Regions from separate parts of the Mus musculus genome. Here region 2 is linked to region 1. A link is a loop called in an ENCODE intact Hi-C map of the cell type or tissue named here. Cell type or tissue: heart. All regions are shown on one strand. Each heading gives the region's core, and the rest is flanking DNA. Links, peaks and the distances in the headings are about the cores only. Region 1 overlaps Morn1 (MORN repeat containing 1). Region 2 overlaps Ski (ski sarcoma viral oncogene homolog (avian)).

The links. Peaks named below come from ENCODE experiments on the same cell type or tissue, not always from the same donor. Only the 100,000 strongest peaks of a DNase experiment are listed, where the experiment ranks them.
Region 2: it touches region 1 in a loop (4-fold over the local background); 1 of 42 quality-filtered maps calls a loop at or near these places.

Annotation. Positions count from the first base shown.
Region 1 is chr4:155,093,522-155,096,418 of GRCm38, reverse strand. The region is part of intron 6 of Morn1 (MORN repeat containing 1); the gene reads right to left. Among named protein-coding and RNA genes, the nearest start is that of Morn1, 8.4 kb to the right of the region's middle. In heart, for the core only: a CTCF peak has its summit at 1,771 (motif pointing right); DNase peaks (open chromatin) are centred at 978 and 1,688; H3K27ac peaks cover 557 bases.
Region 2 is chr4:155,216,048-155,218,944 of GRCm38, reverse strand. The region is part of intron 1 of Ski (ski sarcoma viral oncogene homolog (avian)); the gene reads left to right. Among named protein-coding and RNA genes, the nearest start is that of Ski, 5.0 kb to the left of the region's middle. In heart, for the core only: no CTCF peak of the experiment used is centred there; DNase peaks (open chromatin) are centred at 684 and 1,144; H3K4me3 peaks cover 2,059 bases; H3K27ac peaks cover 1,086 bases.

The DNA.
Region 1 (2,897 bases), core at 229-2,728:
GATTGTGGACCGATGGTGGTAATGGCCACACAGTAATTTAAGCATTTAATGCCACCAAACTGGACACTTAAAACAGGACGAGATGGTACACTTCTGGTTTGTGTGTGTGACTGATGGCAACATAAAGAACAGTGGTGCCCGGAGGAAGCAGATTTGATGACTGTTCCCACCCCACAGCCTCCCTTGGCTGATGTCCCCACTCCATGCAGGTAGTGGCCCATGCGTGGGAGAGCTCGGTGCAGATGGTCATTGGCTAAGCAAGCCTCAGGAAACTCTGCCTCCCTTGGCTAATGAGGGCTGAGTGACAGCCCAGGGTTACCTTCTCTCACTTGGGCGGCAAGTGAGACCTCTTGCTGCCTCTGCAGCGCAGGTCAGTAAGAGTTGTGTTAGGCCGGCAGTTGTGGATACCCATGGTGTCTAAGTCCTGATTTCCAGATGGCGTCACCTGTCCTCTTGGACCTGGGTACCTTTTCTGTTCAGTGTCCAAAAGATCCAGGAAGAAAGTTCTTTAGCCTTCCCATGAAAATTAAAAAAAAAAAAAAAAAAAGTGGCTGGTTTGCGGCCTTTCTGTCCGAATGTGCGTCTGTCCTTTGGTCACTCCTTTGTGGCTGCTTCAGCTCATGCTATTGTTTTTCTGGTGCAGTCAGCACGTCTAAGCCAGAGGCCGATTTGTCCCCTCCCCTGGACACTGCTCCTGCTGTCCAGCCACAGGATGCTGGGAACTGGGCTATTGAGAATTGAGCTGAAGGATACACAACCCCCAACCCTACTCCTGAGGAAGGTACCTTTGTGAGTCTTGTGGAGTTCAAGGTTCTGACTTCAGGAGGAGAAGCCACGGCAACCTGAGCAGTTTTAGCCTGTGTGGCAGTCTTGTGTGCACTGCTTAGGCATTCAAGGCCTCCCTGCTGCCTGCCTTAGAGCCAAACTTGGAACAAGGATCCAAGGCTGGGCATGCTGCTGGTGAGCAGGTCTTGACTGCCCCCTGGTGGACATTCTGTAGGCTGGTGCAGATGAAAGTGAGGCACACCACAAATTTCAGGTTGCAGAAAGGAAGGCCTGGGCAGAGCCCCAAACCCCAGCCACGGATGGTTAGTGGCCAGCAGTGAAGAAGCCCTACTGGATGTCTGAGGACATGTGGAACAGAATCACCTCCGGGAACTGGGCAAAACTTTTCATTATTCTTCCTGCCCAAGTGGTGGTGGTGATGTTATCTTTCTGGGCTGTCAACGGCAGCTCATTCATTGATGTGATGGGTTCTGGAGGGACCCACTGGGGCAAGGCCTTTCCCAAATCCCAGGGAAAGAGGGTCAGGTATATGGATCAAGCCTGGGTGTTGAGGCCACAAGCTCTTCTGCCCCTTTCTGGACTGGGAAACCGTGTTTGGGCCTCCGTTTTCCCATTTATAAAATATGGCAAACAGTCCCTTCACAGAAGTGTGGGATAGTTCGTGTGAATCCATGAGCGGAAGGTTTGGAAGTATCTAGTAGGTAGGAGGTGATTGACAGCCCTGGTCTTCTTCCCTGGAAACAAGACCCTTGTGTGCAGGCCAGACAGGAAGTGAGTGACTCCTTTAGGTCCTCATTACCTTGTACTCTCCCATCGCACCTGGAAATTGATCCTGCTTTGGACAGGCTGTCAAGGCAGGACTTCTGAGGATGAGCCCCCAGACGGGGAGGAGCCAGAATGGTGAGTGGTCACAACAGCAGGTACAGATGGTATGCAGACTGTCTCAGGCACAGCTCAGAGGCAGATTCTAGGCCAGCAGGGGGCAGTGTCCACACAGACCCCCAACAGCCCTGACCAGAGCAGTCCTATGGGACAGTTTTTATGTCAACTTGACACAAGAGAGGATCATTGGCAAAGAGCAAATCCTAGCTGAGAAAATACTGCCACAGCGTTAACCTGAAGACAGTGCTGATGGCTGACTGATGTGGGAGGGCCCAGCTCACTGTGGGAAGTATCACCCCTCATCTGGTGGTACTGGGTGCTGTAAGAAAGCTGAACAAAGCCTTGGGGAACAAGCTAGTAAGTAGCGTTCTCTCAAGGCCTTTGATTTAGTTCCTGCTTCCAGGTTCCCATCTCGGGTTCCTGTCCTGACTTCCCCGTGATGGGCCTTTACCAGGCAGTGTAACGTGATAAAAGCCCTCTCCTTCCCAAGCTGCTTTTGGTGATGATGTTTTATCACAGCTATAGGGACCGTACTCAGGCGTGGGCTGAGATCTACCCAAGCATAACTCTTCTGTTCTGCACTCAGGGCTGGGCATCCTGTGTATACAGGTCTGGGCACCCATGCAGTGTTCTCTGTGGCCCTATAGTTCTGTGGGAGTTGTCATACACCACTCCATTTCCATTAAGGAGCCAGGCCCCCTGAACCTTTTTCCCTAGTCAGTGGACAGTGTCAGCAGTCGGCAGAGGGAGCTGAAGGCTCAGGAGAAGTAGGGTTTTGTTCTCTGAGGTCACAGCATCTGGTCAATTTCCTCCAGGAGTCCCCTCCCCCCAGTAGCTCTGTGGCTACCCTTCTTCCCAGTTCTGCATGAACTGGGCTGGGTTCATCCTGCTTCCAGGGGCCAGCTCCTTCCAGTTGTCAATCTGCCATTTGAGAAATCTGGAAAAATATGATCGCATCATCCTGGTTAACTATGATACGACGAGAAAGAAATGGCTGAGGAAGTCTGACTCTCGGGAGTCTAGAGGCCTAAACCTGTCCTTCCTTCCTGCTGGAACCCCCCAGCAGGTCTCACATCACTGTCAAGCAAGCAGCAACACTTGGGGTTCAGGGCCTCACCTGTGACAACTGGAATTGCCAAGAAGCCAATCCCAGGGCCTTAAGCTCTTACTTCCTGGTGGAGTTGGCTTGCCATCAGCCCAGGAGTGGTGGAACCAGGCCCAGCCCTGTC
Region 2 (2,897 bases), core at 159-2,658, 120 kb before region 1:
TCGATTTTCTGAAGCAGGTTAGGACTAATGCTTTGTTGAGCCTGTCTTGATACTGTTTTTCGTTGGGTGGTGGGGCAGGGCACAGATGGAAGGGGGCGCCTCAGAACCTTCCCTTCCATCCAGTAGCTTCCTGGACAGTTCTCTCTTACTCTTGGCTTGCTTGGTAGCTGTTGGGCTTCCCACAGAGTCAGGGTATCTGCATAAAAAGGAAAATGGGCAGTGGCCCTTTGAGCTGCCTGCCACTCTGTGTACCTGTGGGACTTGGCTGATGTCCCACAGGAAGATTGGTAGTTACTAGCAGCTGTCTTTTCAGGCCAGCCACCGAAGTCTCCTTCCGGTCTCCTCCTGGCTAGAACAGGATCCTCCCTGTGGGTCTGAGAAGTGGGCTTTGGTGTGGAGTGACTTGGGTTGTTGTAGGTTACGGCATCTCTGTTCTGAAGCCTGGATTCTCGGGACTTTGTTCTGGCACCTGACACCACTTAATGTAGACTTGTCGGGGTTCCTCAGAGTGGGACAGCAGGACTGACGGCACGGTTCTTAGTTCCACACCTAGTCAGATGGTCAGCTTTTAGGGAGCACTGAGCCCTGGGTGTGTTTAGGACATGGCTGTGGCTGTAGGGTGCAGAGCTGGTGTGGTGTGCTAGGTTCAGGAGTCTTCTGAGTGGACTGTGATTTGCTCTTTTGGTTTTCTTGGGATAGGGCCTTGTCTCCCGAGAGGTGGGATCACAGTCGTGTATCACTGCCCAGTTGGGGTTTTTCCTTCCAGGAAGATTGCCTTAGGAGAGGACAGTGCCAGTAAGCTGGGACCCTGTCTCCTGGACACCTGCAGGTCTTGGTGGTTCTTCAAAAGGTCAACTGCACTTAGTTCACTGGGTTCTTTTTGAAGAGTGTTCAACTTTCTTAGAGTTGGTATTGATTTTTCCCCTTCAGATGCGTGGGCCAAGAATATGACCCGGAGGTCAGGCCCTGGTCCAGGAAAGAAGGGTGCTCTCTGGGTCTAGGATGGCTGCCAGGTGGTGGTTCCAGTCCAAGGCCAGTAGGTCTTCCGAGAGTGGGACAGCAGTTTGGGAGTGGTCTCTAGGACACCATAGCCAGCTGTGCGTGGAGGGGTTAATGAGTGTTGGTGGAAGCCCACCTCTGAGAGGGCCACGTTCTTACAGCATAGCCTTTCAGGCTGTTTGTCCATCAATCTTGATACCTTCTGGGGCTCCTCTGGGAGCCATTTGGGTCCCTCACCATCTGGAGGAAGCAGGGTCATTGAGTAGCCCTCACCTTTGTCCCCGGATGCCCACTGAAGGCCCCGTCATCAAGAAGCTTCCAAGAGTAAGGTCATTGACTCTCTGCCGTTTCTCAACCTCCCCTGCAGCTGGTTTGTGTAATGTCTGTCTGAAGTGTTTAAGGGCAGACAGGATGTAGAGGGTGAGGAAGTCTGGGCCAAGTGTGAACCCAGCCCTGCCCTAGAGCAGAGCCTCTCCATCCCCCCCCCCCACCCCCCCCAGGTCGGAGCCTCTGTCTTTGCAGCCCCAGAAAGGAGGCTGCGGTTGAGGGGTTTGCCTGCCCTGCTGTCTGGCAGGAGGCGAGGTGGCCATGGCTGGGGCTGGATTCTGCAACAGTGTCTCTTTCTAAGGATTGCGAAAGTTGAGGCAAGGTTTCTCCTTCAGAAGAATTATGCAAGTTTCAACTGAAATGTTTTTTAAAAGTTTCTTTGTTTTGAATCAAAGCTAAGTTACTTCTGTGAGATCTAGAAGAGCTGAGCAGTGAGGGGAGCCTCTCTTGCCTTCTCCCTGGCGCCAGGGAAGAGAAAGGAAGCGTGGAGCTGGGTGTCAGGTAGATGGCGGCTGAGAGGTGCTTTGCCCCTGGTGCTCTGTGTGGTCAGTAGCCACTGTAGCCACTGATGGATCCTGTCATGCTGACTTGTCTACACTACTCCATCAAGAGTGTCTCCCACCTTCTCCTGTGACCCCGTGGAGTTCTGGTCCCTTTTCTAGATCAAGGATTGTGCTCCGACGATCTTGCTGCCTTTTGAGGTACTTTGAGAGGTTATCCTGGGTCACCCTCTGGAAGCACCCCTGTCACCAGGGCCACCACGTAGTAAGCTCACAGATTGCTTACTACATGTACAGATTGCTCACAGAGCTGCTCTCTCTGTACATAAGGCCCTGTCCCCAAGCTTCTGTGCTACTGCCTAGAGATCCCTGGGTTCTAGACTCACAGCTGCCAGTATCCTCTTATTCCTGAAACAGGACCAAGATTTGGAAGTGGAATGATAGTAAAGTCAGGGCAGAAGCCTGTGGCCCTCAAGGGACATGTGCACCTGGTTACAGTACTTGGTACTGACCAAGTGTCCTGTGAGTAGATTTGGCTATGCTTGTCTACATTCTTTTGAGTCACTGACCTGTTTGTGTGGAAACAGATAAAGGGATCTTGGCAAGAGCCCAGAGTCACCCAAGATCTGTTGCGCTGTTTGGCGTCTCTGATTTTACTTTTTTGGCTTCTGATGCCTGAAAGAATGCCAGGACTTCAGTAACAGGGGATGAGGTGCCACACCATAGCCACCCAGGCTCTTGTGTGCACTGTGGGAGCTGTCTGTGGTGGCATGGTGTGTTTTGTTTCTGGCTTCTGGGAATGAGTGGGGGCTGATCACAGCTGGGTCTCTGGGCAGTGGGCGTGGAAGGCTGATTCACTGGAAGTGAGCAGTCACTGCGGGCAGGCCCCAGTGCCCAGATCTCCATGGTTGCAGAAGGGAAGGTTGGATTGTCCTTAGTACAGTTCTTTGCTTATCCATCTCGTCGAGGGCTCTGAAGAAGGCTGCTCTTGCGCATATGTCGTGGGGGATACCTGGACCCCGTTTCCAGTTGGAGTGCTTGGAAAGCCCTAGAATGTTTCCCTTGGCTGGA